Regions from separate parts of the Homo sapiens genome. Here regions 1 and 3 are each linked to region 2. Evidence: chromatin contacts called from ENCODE Hi-C or POLR2A ChIA-PET data. All regions are on one chromosome and are shown on one strand. Each heading gives the region's core, a stretch centred on a gene start or an enhancer-like site at or near the end of the contact. The rest is flanking DNA. Distances are from core to core; before and after follow the strand shown.

Region 1 (3,753 bases), core at 203-2,702, 590 kb after region 2:
CAGTCGTTTCCTGCCACCTCCAAAGGCCACCAACAGGTCCTTCTCGCCTAGAACAGTCAAGAGTCTACAAGGGTGAAGGCAAGTGGCTTCAGTCTCGTGGATGGATGCCTCTTCTCAACCCCTCTTCACCTCCTCTGCAGCAGTCTGATCGGACTCCGTAGGGGGCCACTCTCCCACCTGCTGGGGCCCAGGATCTGGGGGAGGACACCAGCAGCAGCCCTCAGAAAAGGGATCATCTTGGCCCGGTGGGTTCTTCACCCTCACCCACCCTGGACCCAGGCATGAGTTGAGCAGGTAGGGGTGTGGTGGGGGCAGAGCTGAGTGAGCAGTTTCTCCTGGTATTTTTCCTCCAGGGTCTGGACGCTGGAGAAGGCAGTGCTGCCTGAAAAAGACAGAAAGGGGAAGCGCATCACTCGGGGCTCAGGGACAACTTTCACGTGTCACTTCTTCCTGTTTCTGGGAAGAGAAAATGGGGGAAGAGATGGGGCTTGCTCAATTGAGGTCCTGCCCAGAACCTCAGGCAGGACGCACCCAGCACCCGCTCCCTGTCTGAGGGAGGCGGCCTCGGGCCTGAGGGCTGCTGGGGGCCCTGGATTCAAGGGGGTGATCAAGGTGAGATTTCTAAGAAAGTTGCCCTCTTCCCCACCCCCACGGGCTGGTGAGAGTTTCACCAAAATTCCCCCACACGCCCTGGCTGGAGGCCGCCGGGCCCTCCCTAGGGAGCTGAGCTTTCAAAATAAAGTTTGCTGAGAGCCTCGCTCGGCGGGACTGCCCCGGCGCCCCCGGCACGGAAGCCGCCTGGAGGTGGGGGCGCGCCCTGGGCAGCCCGCGCCCGCCGCGCCCGCCGCCGGAGCGCAGCCCGCCAGCCCGACTGGGGAGGGCGGCCCGCGCCGCCGAGGGGCGCGGGGAGGGGGGCGCGCTCGAGCCGCGGGCCGGGCCGCGCGCGCGCCGCCGCTCGGGCTCCTTTGTTCTGGGGCCTCCGCCACTCCGCTCCGGCGGCTTCGCAGCCCCCGCCCCCGCCCCGCCACCCCCGCCCGGCTCAGCCGCACAGCGCCCCGCAGCACCCCAGTCCGGCCCCCCGCACCGGAGGAGCGGCCCCCCGCCGGATCCGGGCCGTCCCCTCCCCCTCCCCCGGGCCGGGCCCCCCGCGCCTCCCGCCGCCCCTCCCCCACTCCGGAGCCGGAAAGGCACCGACTGCACCGACCTGCCCGCCGCCTCCGGGGCGGAGCGCACAAAGGGGCAAAGTTTCCCGGCCCGCGCCGCCGCCGCCACCACCGTCGCGGCCGCCGCCGCCGCCGCCTGGGGCTCCCGCCTCCCGGAGCGCCCGGCCCGACCGAGCTCAGCGCGCGGAGCCCCCCGCCCGGGCCGAGGAGGGGACGGCGCAGGAGGAAGGAAGAGGCAGCGGCGGCCGCGGCGGCAGCAGCAGCAGCAATGAAGGCGTCCGCGGGACTCCCCGCCCCCCGCGCACCGCGGCACGTGCTCGCCCGGGGACTCCCCCGCCCGGGAGGGCGCACACGTGCGGCCCCGCCGAGCCCCGCCGGCCCGGCCGGGCCCCGGGCCGGGCGAGAGGGGGGTGGTTCCCGCGGAGGGGAGGGGTCGGGTGGGCGGCCTGCGAGCGGCTTGGGGCAGGCTCCGGCCCGGCCGCCGCTTCTCTGCACCTGCAGTGGCTCCCACCCACGCGGTCGGCCCTCCCGGGAGGCGGCCGCCCCCTTCGGGTTGGCCACCCTCGCCCTCCGGCGGGGCTGCAGCCGGGGCCGGCGAGGCGGGGTGGGGCACGCGGACCTTCCAGCCTAGGCCCTCGGCCGAGCCTCGCTCGGTGTCCCCACTTCCTGCCACTCCCTGCGGGCCAGATCTGTCCGGGACAGCCCCGGCGCCCCCGGGAGGCCTGAGCGCCGGGCCCGACTGACCCCCCTGTCCCAGCTGCCGCTGGCTCATTCCGAGGCAGGACAATGGGGGACATCGCGCGTTTGCGTACCGAGTCAGCCTGGCCGGCAAGAAGGGGTTGCTCGGGGGCAGAGGCTAAGGGCACCCTCGCAGGGGTCACGGCCGAATGCCCTGTCCAGGTGGACCCCACGGCCCTGCCATCACCAGCCTCCCCCGCGCCGCGCTCGATTCTTTCGCGTCGAAAACAAAGACTAATCCGATACCCCCGCCCTGCCTCCCAGAGGAGGGGGAACGGGCGCGTCGCGGAGGGTAACTGAGGAGGACAGCGTTCAGGAGGGCCTCGGACAGCCTCGAGGGGGCCGTGGGGCGACTAAGCCCTAAAACCCGGCGCAGACACTTTGAAGAGTCACCCTGGGCTACGTTCCAGGCAGGGGGTAAGGGGCAGGGCTCAGGAATATTTCCAAGTTGCCAAACTGCCCGTTCTCTCTGCTGCTTTTTTCCCTCACCTGTTGTGCAGGCCAAGTTGAAATTCCAGGTTAGATTAATTCAGCCCCACCCATCTGGCCTGACTGCCAGGCTGGTGCCTGCAACTGCCTTCCACCTACCTCGGTTGCAGGGGAGCAGGGTGGGTCTCTGACATACACGCGCACACACACACTCGGGCGAGTCCTGGCAGAAACAGCCACAGGACGGACTGGCCTGACCAGTTTGGGCGGTGCTCACGGAGCCAGGTACCTGGCAGGCGTCGCCGCCCGGCTGCAGCTAACAGCTTAGCCAGAACTGGAAAAAGAGCATTCGGCCGGCTATTTAGAAAGAAAGAAAAAAAAGTAACTGATCTGAAGTAGCGCTGTCCAGAAAGCCCTAGGCGGTAAAGCAGCCCGGGTTCTATCTGGAACTTCCCTCTGATTTTGACAGCCTGCTCCAGGGTCCAGGTTGTCAGCGAGGGAGTGGGTGGGGGTGAACATGGCTGCAATATCCACTTCCTACCATGGCCTTTGGGAGGACTGAAGAGTTTCTGTTCAGGGTAGTAAGACTAGAACCGAGACGAAAAACCAAGAGAGTGCAATTTTCAAACAGGGGAACAGGTTGCAGACTCGTAATTGTTTTTAATGTAATATATTTTTAATAAGCAACTTTATTAATAAAAAATGTGTATAAAGAAGACGTGGAGACTACAGATACTAGAGGGGAAAAATCACCAAATTACAACCATATTTAACCATTTGCTATATTTCCTTGTAGCCTTTCCTATTTGTGGATTTACTCACACTGATTATACAATTTGCCATCCTCTTTTAACTTAACATTGTACCATAGGCATTTCCCTGTTTGGTATACAGTTTTCAGAAAGTGTGACAGTGAGGTGAAGAAGATGGCTCAGGAGCCAGAGAACTCTGGCTTCCAAACCTGAATCTGCCACTTGGTAACAGTGTGACCTTGGACTAGGTACTCCATCTTCAAGGGAATCCAAGTAAAAGACTTAATATAGGGCTCAATGAATGACAACAACTAATATTGTTTAATCCATATGACAACCTTGTGAGGTAGGTACTATCATCAAACCCATTTTATGGATAAGAAAACAGATTAAATAACTTGCCCAGGATCACTCAGCTAGTAAGTTGTGGACTTTCAGAGGAGCCCAGCAGCCATCCTCTTGTATTCTGTCTGGGTAAATGGCACCAGCAAGTTACTGTGTCATTTACTCTTTGCCAGCAATCTATGAGAGGGTCATTTCATAAAGCCCTCTCGTTTAGGTAACTGGGTGAATGCTGGTGCCATTCACTGTGACAAAATGCAGAAGGAAGGATGCCTGGGGATGGAGACATTCGTGTGAAAGTGAGTGTGCAACTGAGGGGGTGAGGCCTG
Region 2 (3,749 bases), core at 21-2,520:
AAGGATCACTTGTGCCCAGGAATTCAAGACTAGCCTGAGAAACAGAGTGAGACCCTGTCTCTATTAAAAATTAAGAAATTAGCCAGGAGCAATGACTCACACCTGTAGTCCCAGCTACTCGGGAGTCTGAGGTGGAAGGCTTGCCTGAGCCCAGGAGTTCAAGGCTGCAGTGACCCATGATCGCACCACTGCACTCTGGGCGACAGAGGGAGACACTGCTTAGGGGGGGTGGGAAAGAAAGAAAATTTAAAAAGAATTTGAACCTAGTTCTGTTGACTACAAAGCCCATGTTTTTAACTTCTTTGCTAAATTCCCTACTCTGGATGTAGCCAGATAAATACAGACTATAACACTGAAGCTAATTCTCCTTCACTTACACCCTATGCTTCTGTACTTCAGCGGAGTTGAACTCACTTAAAATGGCACAGTACTCATAACAACGGCTTACTCATCTTGTACTGCTGTTCTCTTTACTCCGTTTGGTCCACCTCATCTAGATTAAAGACCACTCTCCTATTCTGGAAAAGACAGCAGCAAAACAGTTTTCTTTCTTTTTTTTTTTTTTTTTGAGACGGAGTTTCGCTCTTGTTGCCCAGGCCTGGAGTGCAATGGCACAATCTTGGCTCATCACAACCTCCACCTCCTGGGTTCAAACAATTTTCCTGCCTCAGCCTCCCGAGTAGCTGGGATTACAGGCATGCACCACCACATCTGGCTAATTTTTTATTTTTAGTAGAGACGGGGTTTCTCCATGTTGGTCAGGCTGGTCGCAAACTCCCAACCTCAGTTGATCTGCCCACCTCAGCCTCCCAAAGTGTTGGGATTACAGGTGTGAGCCACCGTGCCTGGCCGCAAAACAGTGTTTAAATGCCTCTTCCTTCTTGTTTTTCACATGACATTTTCTCCAAGCAGCAAAAATCCTGAATGGCAGTATGTTATAGAGTACAAACTTTTCACAAACTTCAGCTCATTAATTCAACACAAATATTTTTAAGTGTGACGAGACTTATTTAGGGTTTTAACCTCCTAAGCCTATTTTTACAAGTTTGCCATGCTTCTTTAACTCCATCTTTGGTTTTTTATTCTTTCATATACCTTTTTCATATGTTCTTTTAAAATCTGATTTCAAGTCAGCTCCATATTTAACTCTCTTGCCTTCTGTTTTTCACTGTAATGTTCCCCTCCAGCCAACTTCTCATTCTAACTTCTGCCTTTCTGTTAATAGCAGCACCGCCATTGTCTAGTCACCCAGGCTTGAAACCTCAGTCACTTTCAGCCATCTCACCCTTTACACCTACTCCATCACTAAGTCATATCAATTTTCCACTCATAACATGAGTTGTAACTCTCCTTTACTTCCTGTTCCCACTGCTTGTCTCACCAAGACTTCTTCAGTAAACTCCTAACTGGCTTCCCTGCCTCCAATCTCTCTCTCTTCTGGTTTTCCCTGCACATTGGCACTAGCTTAATCTCCTTGAAGCATTCCCCTATCACATGTTTTTCTATGTATCAATACTCAATCACGTATTACACCTTGCCTATTCTATCCCTATAGCATCTGTTATCACTATCCTAATTCAAGCCCTTTTAACCTTTCCTTTAATACTGCAATAATCTCTCAACTTGTCTCAATGCTTTTTTAGTGCTTCCCATTCCTAGTCCATTTCACATAATGCCAACAGATTAATCTTTTGATTAATCTGATTCAGCACTGATTCTGCCACTACTCAGCTGAAAAATACTTTGTGGCTTACTATTGTTTATCCATAAAGTCCATATTCCTTAGCCTAATATTCAAGGTCCCACCTTATCTCCCATTATTCCCCTTCATGTACCATACACTCCAACCAAATTAATACAGAAACCTTAAATTTTTCCACCTTTGAGCCTTTGCTCATGTTGACCTTTCTCTCATCTCTGTGTGTTCAAATCCTACCCTATCCTGAAAGACCAAACTCAAATGGTACTTCTTGAATGGGAGCTCTCTAGTTTCTTCCACTTGTCATTAGACATTTGTATGCTGTTTCTTTTTGGAGAAAAACATATTTCAAATAGGTTTTTAAATATAGGATCCTATGTTTGAGATTAAAGTCTCAGATATAATTTGACTACCCAAACTCCAGATTGACATAGTGCCTTTTCTATCGCTTCCCCACTTTACTAACCAATTCCTAGGCTTTGGTCAAATTTAGGCCCAGAATAGAAATTCCCCCCTTTCTTACTTCTCTTTTTGGAGGAGTCAAGGCAAGGCAGTTTTCTAATATGTTGTAGTAAAATATAATTTGTGTTGTCCAGGAAAATCCTGGACTGTGGAATCAGACGGCCTTAGGTTCCTGACGCTTTTTTTATTTCCCGACTGTGTGAACTTAGGCAACTTGCTTACCCTCACTAAGTATTGGTGTATTCATCTATTTGTAACCCTAACAAATTTAATGGCCCCTACGTGGCTTAGTCTCTGCACAAATGGCATATATGGAAGCACTATCAGAGGCCCAAAAGTAAATTTTAAAGTGATTTGTGTATTCAAAGGACACCAAAAAGGATCTAGTTCATAACCCATAATGACATTTCTCAAATTTTCTTCCCCCACTCCTCAATTATCTCTAACCTGAAGCTGTTCCTAGAACCTTTCACACACACACACACACACACACACGCATGCACACACACACATACACACACACACACAAATTATCTCTACCTCCTCAGTCCCTGTTCTCTCTCAATCCTCTTCCTCCCTCTCTCAGCCATATATTATAAATTGACTTAGCCTCTCTGACATAATGTAGTCCTCCTCTCTCTCAGGTCCTGTCTCTTTCTACCTATTTAAAATACTAAGAAATAAAGCTGATAAGGCTTCTCCTTTAATCAATAGAAGTAGAGTGAGGGAGGGCTGGGCACAGTGACTCACACCTGTAATCCCAGCACTTTGGGAGGCAGAGGTGGGCAGATCAACTGAGGTTAGGAGTTCAAGACCAGCCTGGCCAACATGGCGAAACCTCATCTCTACTAAAAATACAAAAATTAGCTGGGGGTGGTGGCACATGCCTGTAGTCCCAGCTACTCGGGAGGCGCGAGAATCACTTGACCCCAAGAGGCAGAGGTTGCAGTGAGCCGAGATCGCGCCACTGCACTCCAGCCTGGGTGATAGAGTGAGACTCCATCTCAAAAAAAAAAAAAAAAAAAAAGTAGAGTGAGGGAGAAGGTGCATGACACACACATTAGTAACTCTTGTCCCATCACATATAAAATATAGACAATAAAATATACCTCATGTGGTTTTTAAGATGATTAAATATTGCGTGTGTAAAGCACCCAGCACATGTCTAACACATGATTTCCACATAGTGGTTGGTTAGCAGTTCTACAATTTCCATTTGTTTCATTTTTGTAGATTCTAATTCTCTGAAGAAATTCTCCATATTTTCATCTAATTTCTTAAATATACTAATCATGGTTATTTTAAGGTTCTTGTCACCTAACCCCAATACCTGGATCACTTATGGATTTGTTTCTATTGTCTCTTTTTTCTCTTGGTTTTCAGACATGTGGCACATGTCTTTTGTCACACCTGGCAATAACATATATAAATAAATTGTAGAGACTCCAGCTGGTGTTAGCTTTCTCTAGAGAGGGCTCACCCTTCCCACACTAGGCAGACAGAGTGGTGGCTGAGCATCCTGTTTCACTAGAAACTGTGCTGAGTCAAGGCTGGGCTGCAGTCCTGCTAATGCTCAGTCTATCCAGGG
Region 3 (3,517 bases), core at 870-3,369, 860 kb before region 2:
TCTCTTGCCTGATTGCCCTGGCCAGAACTTCCAACACTATGTTGAATAGGAGTGGTGAGAGAGGGCATCCTTCTCTTGTGCCAGTTTTCAAAGGGAACGCTTCCAGCTTTTGCCCATTCAATATAATATTGGCTATGGGTTTGTCATAAATAGCTCTTATTATTTTTAGATATGTTCCCTCAATACCCAGTTTTTTTAACTGTTTTTAGCATGAAGGGGCATTGAATTTTATCGAAGGCCTTTTCTGCATCTATTGGGGTCTCACCCAGTTGGGTGGCACGGGGAGCAGGACCCATTTAACAAAGCACTTTGGCTGTCCCTTGGTGGAGGGGGTGTGCCATGCTGGGGGGAAACTCACTCGTCTGAGTTGCCCGGATTACTCAGAACTAGCAGGAGGAAAGACTAAGTCTGCTGGTCTGCAGAGAATATAGCCACTCCTCCTCCTAGGAGCTCAGGCCCAGGGACATCAGAGTTCTGTCCCTGAGCCCCTGAATGGAGTTGTTGGAGTTCCTCCAGGGAGGCACCCCAGTGAGGAGGGATGGGTCAGGGTCAGGCCTGAAGATGCACTCTGGCTGCAGTCTGCCACAGCCTGTGTGTTGCCCTGTGAGGAATAACCTCTTAAGACCAAGCCTTCCAGCCTCCCTGGCTCCAGCCAGGGAAAAGTGCAGCCTGGAGCTATAGAGATGGCTGCCACCCTTCCTCTACCCCAAGAGCTTAGTGTATTAGACAGCTAGCAGTCCCATTGTTGGCTGCTGCCCTTCCTCCAAGTCTCTTGGAAGGCTTAGACAGTAGGCGGCTGCCCCTCCCCACCAGGAACTCAGCCTGTTTAAGCAGTTTCTAGCTGAGTGGCTGTTGAGAATCTGCTCAGCTTTGTGGTTTTCTAGGCCCCAGTGGTGTGAGCTCACTAGTGAGATTTTCTAATCTGTGGATTACACAGTTCCATGGGAAAAGCACAGTTTCCCAGGCTGGATAGCACTCTTACTCACCACCTTCCTTGGCTGGGGGGTGGAAGCTCCCCTGTCCTGTGTGGCTCTCAGGTGGGCCACTGCACCATTCTGCTCTTCCTTTCTTTCTGTGGGTCACGCCAGCTGCCTAGGGTCAGTCCTGATGACAGAACCTGCATACCTTGGTTGCCGGTGCTGGATTTGCATGCTGTTTTGGTTCTTTTCAGTGGGAGCGTCTGATCACTGCTGCTTCTAGTTGGCCATCTTGACTGCAGTCATTCTTTCTATCTTAGAGCTTCTGATAGATGTGTAGTAGTATCTCACTATGGCTTTAATTTGCATTTTCCTAATGGCTAAAAACATAGAACATCTTTTCATGTGCTTATTTATCTTCTGTATTTGTTTTTTGACGAAATGCCTTTTCATGCCTCCTGCCCATTTTCTACTTGGATTGTTAGCTTTTTTGTTATTGAATTTGGAGAATTTAAAATATATATATATTCTTGACATTAGTCCTTTGTTGGGCATATGGTTTTAAAATATTTTATTCTCCTCTATGGTTTGCATTCTTATCCACTGTTACAGTTTTTTCTGATTCATTCTAATTCCTAGCCTCTTTCCTTCAATGCTGTCTTCAGAGGTATTTTAGTACCAGGAACTCCTAACATGAAAATCCTTGTAGGATTCCAGTAGAGACTGGAAAATTGTTTATAAAACTGGTAAAATTTACATAAATATCTGGATCTTAGCTTCTCCAAAAGAATCAGGTAATCAGGCAACACTGGTTTGCATTTATTTTGATAACACTCAGAACTCACTTTAGATAGTACTCTCTGAGTTTTCACTTTCTTCACTTTTTCCTGTTGGCTAATAACCAGACTGCTTTATTTACTTCTGTTAGAGTTTGTATATGGTTGGTTTGTCCCACCAAATCTTACATTGAAGTTTGATCCCAGTGTTGGAGGTGGAAACTACTGGGAGGTATTTGTGTCACTGGGGGTGGATCCCTCATGAATAGATTAATCCTTTCTCTGGGGAGGGGTTGAGATGAATGAGTTCTCATACTATTAGTTCCCATGAGAGCTGGTTATTAAAAAAGAACCTAGAGTTTCCTTCTCTCACTTCCTCTCTTACCAGGTGATCTCTGTACACATTGGCTCCCCTTTGCCTTCTGCCATGAGTGAAAGCAGCCCGAGGCTTTTGCCAGATGCAAATGCCCAATCCTGAACTTTTCAGCACTCCAGAATTGTGAGCCAAATAAATCTTTTTTCTTTATAAATTGCCCAGCCTCAAGTATTCTTTTATAGCAGGACAAAATGGACTAAGATGCTTCTTTACCTGCCTAGCCCTGGTAGGCATTAAGATTTTAACCCCTGGCTGACACAGTACAGTTTAAATTCTCTTGCATGATATGGTAGGCTGAATTATGTTCCCCAAAAACACCTAAGTCCTTGTAAAACAAAAATAAAATTCTAACCCCCCCACCCCCACCCCAACCATCTGAATGGACTTCCTCCTCAGCCAGGACACTCTTAAAATTTAACCTGAAAGATTGGTTCAGGCCATTGCAGGAAGTGGGGCTCAGACATGCCTCATTACGCCTCTCTGGCATTAACATCAACACAGACCTTAAGTCTGATAAGAAGTATTTACAATCTATTCTCTCTGAAGCCTGCTACCTGAAGACTTTCTCTGCACACTAAGAACTTTAGTCTCCACAATCCTTTATCTTAACCCAGACATTATCTATTTTCTTTCTATTGATCCCAGGTCTTTATATAAACTCAACCATTTGGCAACCAGAAAATTTAAAAATCACCTATAATCTGGAAGCTCCCCCCAGCCCCCCACTTCAAATTGTCCTGCCTTTCTGAACTGGACTCATGTATTTCTTAAATGTATTTGATTGAAGTCTCATGTCTCCCTAACATGTATAAAACCAAGCTGCACCCCAACTTACACAGCGTCCATGTGAAGAGACCACCACAGGCTTTGTGTGAGCAACAAGGCTGTTTATTCCAGCTGGGTGCAGGCGGGCTGAGTCCAAAAAGAGAGTCAGAGAAGGGAGATAGGGGTGGGGCCGTTTTATAGGATTTGGGTAGGTAGTGGGAAAATTACAGTCAAAGGGGGTTGTTCTCTGGCTGGCAGGGGCAGGGGACATAAGATGCTCAGTGGGGGAGCTTTTGAGCCAGGATGAGCCAGGAGAAGGAATTTCACAAGGTAATGTCATCAGTTAAGGCAGGAACAGGCCATTTTCACTTCTTTTGTGATTCTTCAGTTACTTCAGGCCATTTGGATGTATACGTGCAGGTCACAGGGGATATGATGGCTTAGCTTGGGCTCAGAGGCCTGACACAACCCCCTTGGGCACGTGTTCTCAGGACTTCCTGAGGGCTGTGTGACAGGCTGTGGTCACTCGTATTTGGCACAGAATAAATCTCTTCAAATATCTTACAGAATTTGCCTCTTTTTATTGACATCCTGATTCCTAGAACCTGCAAATACGTTACCTTATGTAGCAAAAGGGACTTTGTTGAGGTTGATTAAGTTAAGGATCTTGAGAGGGGGAATTA

Evidence for each region. A loop is a pair of places that touch in the nucleus more often than their neighbours do. ChIA-PET counts read pairs that join two places held with the same protein, here RNA polymerase II (POLR2A). Pooled maps may share reads with other maps.
Region 1: a loop to region 2 is called in a pooled map, with 6 times the contacts of the local background. The contact joins the promoter of TET3 here to the enhancer-like site in region 2. A Hi-C loop is called at or near these places in 1 of 37 single-sample maps with no recorded cell type and 2 of 50 pooled maps. POLR2A ChIA-PET finds 5 or more read pairs at or near these places in 1 of 52 experiments (activated B cell).
Region 3: a map with no recorded cell type shows a loop between it and region 2 (13-fold over the local background). The contact joins two enhancer-like sites. A Hi-C loop is called at or near these places in 6 of 37 single-sample maps with no recorded cell type and 3 of 50 pooled maps.

Annotation. Positions count from the first base shown.
Region 1 is chr2:73,982,609-73,986,361 of GRCh38, reverse strand. It overlaps TET3 (tet methylcytosine dioxygenase 3), which reads right to left and starts at 1,452. Exons shown (of 12, transcript NM_001287491.2): 1 at 1,205-1,452; 2 at 1-382. RefSeq lists enhancers at 30-259, 2,153-3,076 and silencers at 740-909, 1,333-1,531, 1,290-1,979.
Region 2 is chr2:74,568,817-74,572,565 of GRCh38, reverse strand. All of the region lies in intron 7 of M1AP (meiosis 1 associated protein), which reads left to right. Among named protein-coding and RNA genes, the nearest start is that of DOK1, 16 kb to the right of the region's middle. RefSeq lists enhancers at 113-322, 1,320-1,419. Within about 2 kb of position 1,270, at least 3 of the 41 ENCODE cell types and tissues checked have a DNase peak (open chromatin) inside an H3K27ac peak, as active enhancers do.
Region 3 is chr2:75,430,478-75,433,994 of GRCh38, reverse strand. No RefSeq gene overlaps it. Among named protein-coding and RNA genes, the nearest start is that of EVA1A-AS, 92 kb to the left of the region's middle. RefSeq lists enhancers at 429-588, 619-698, 899-1,168, 1,179-1,258 and a silencer at 739-828. Within about 2 kb of position 2,119, at least 3 of the 41 ENCODE cell types and tissues checked have a DNase peak (open chromatin) inside an H3K27ac peak, as active enhancers do.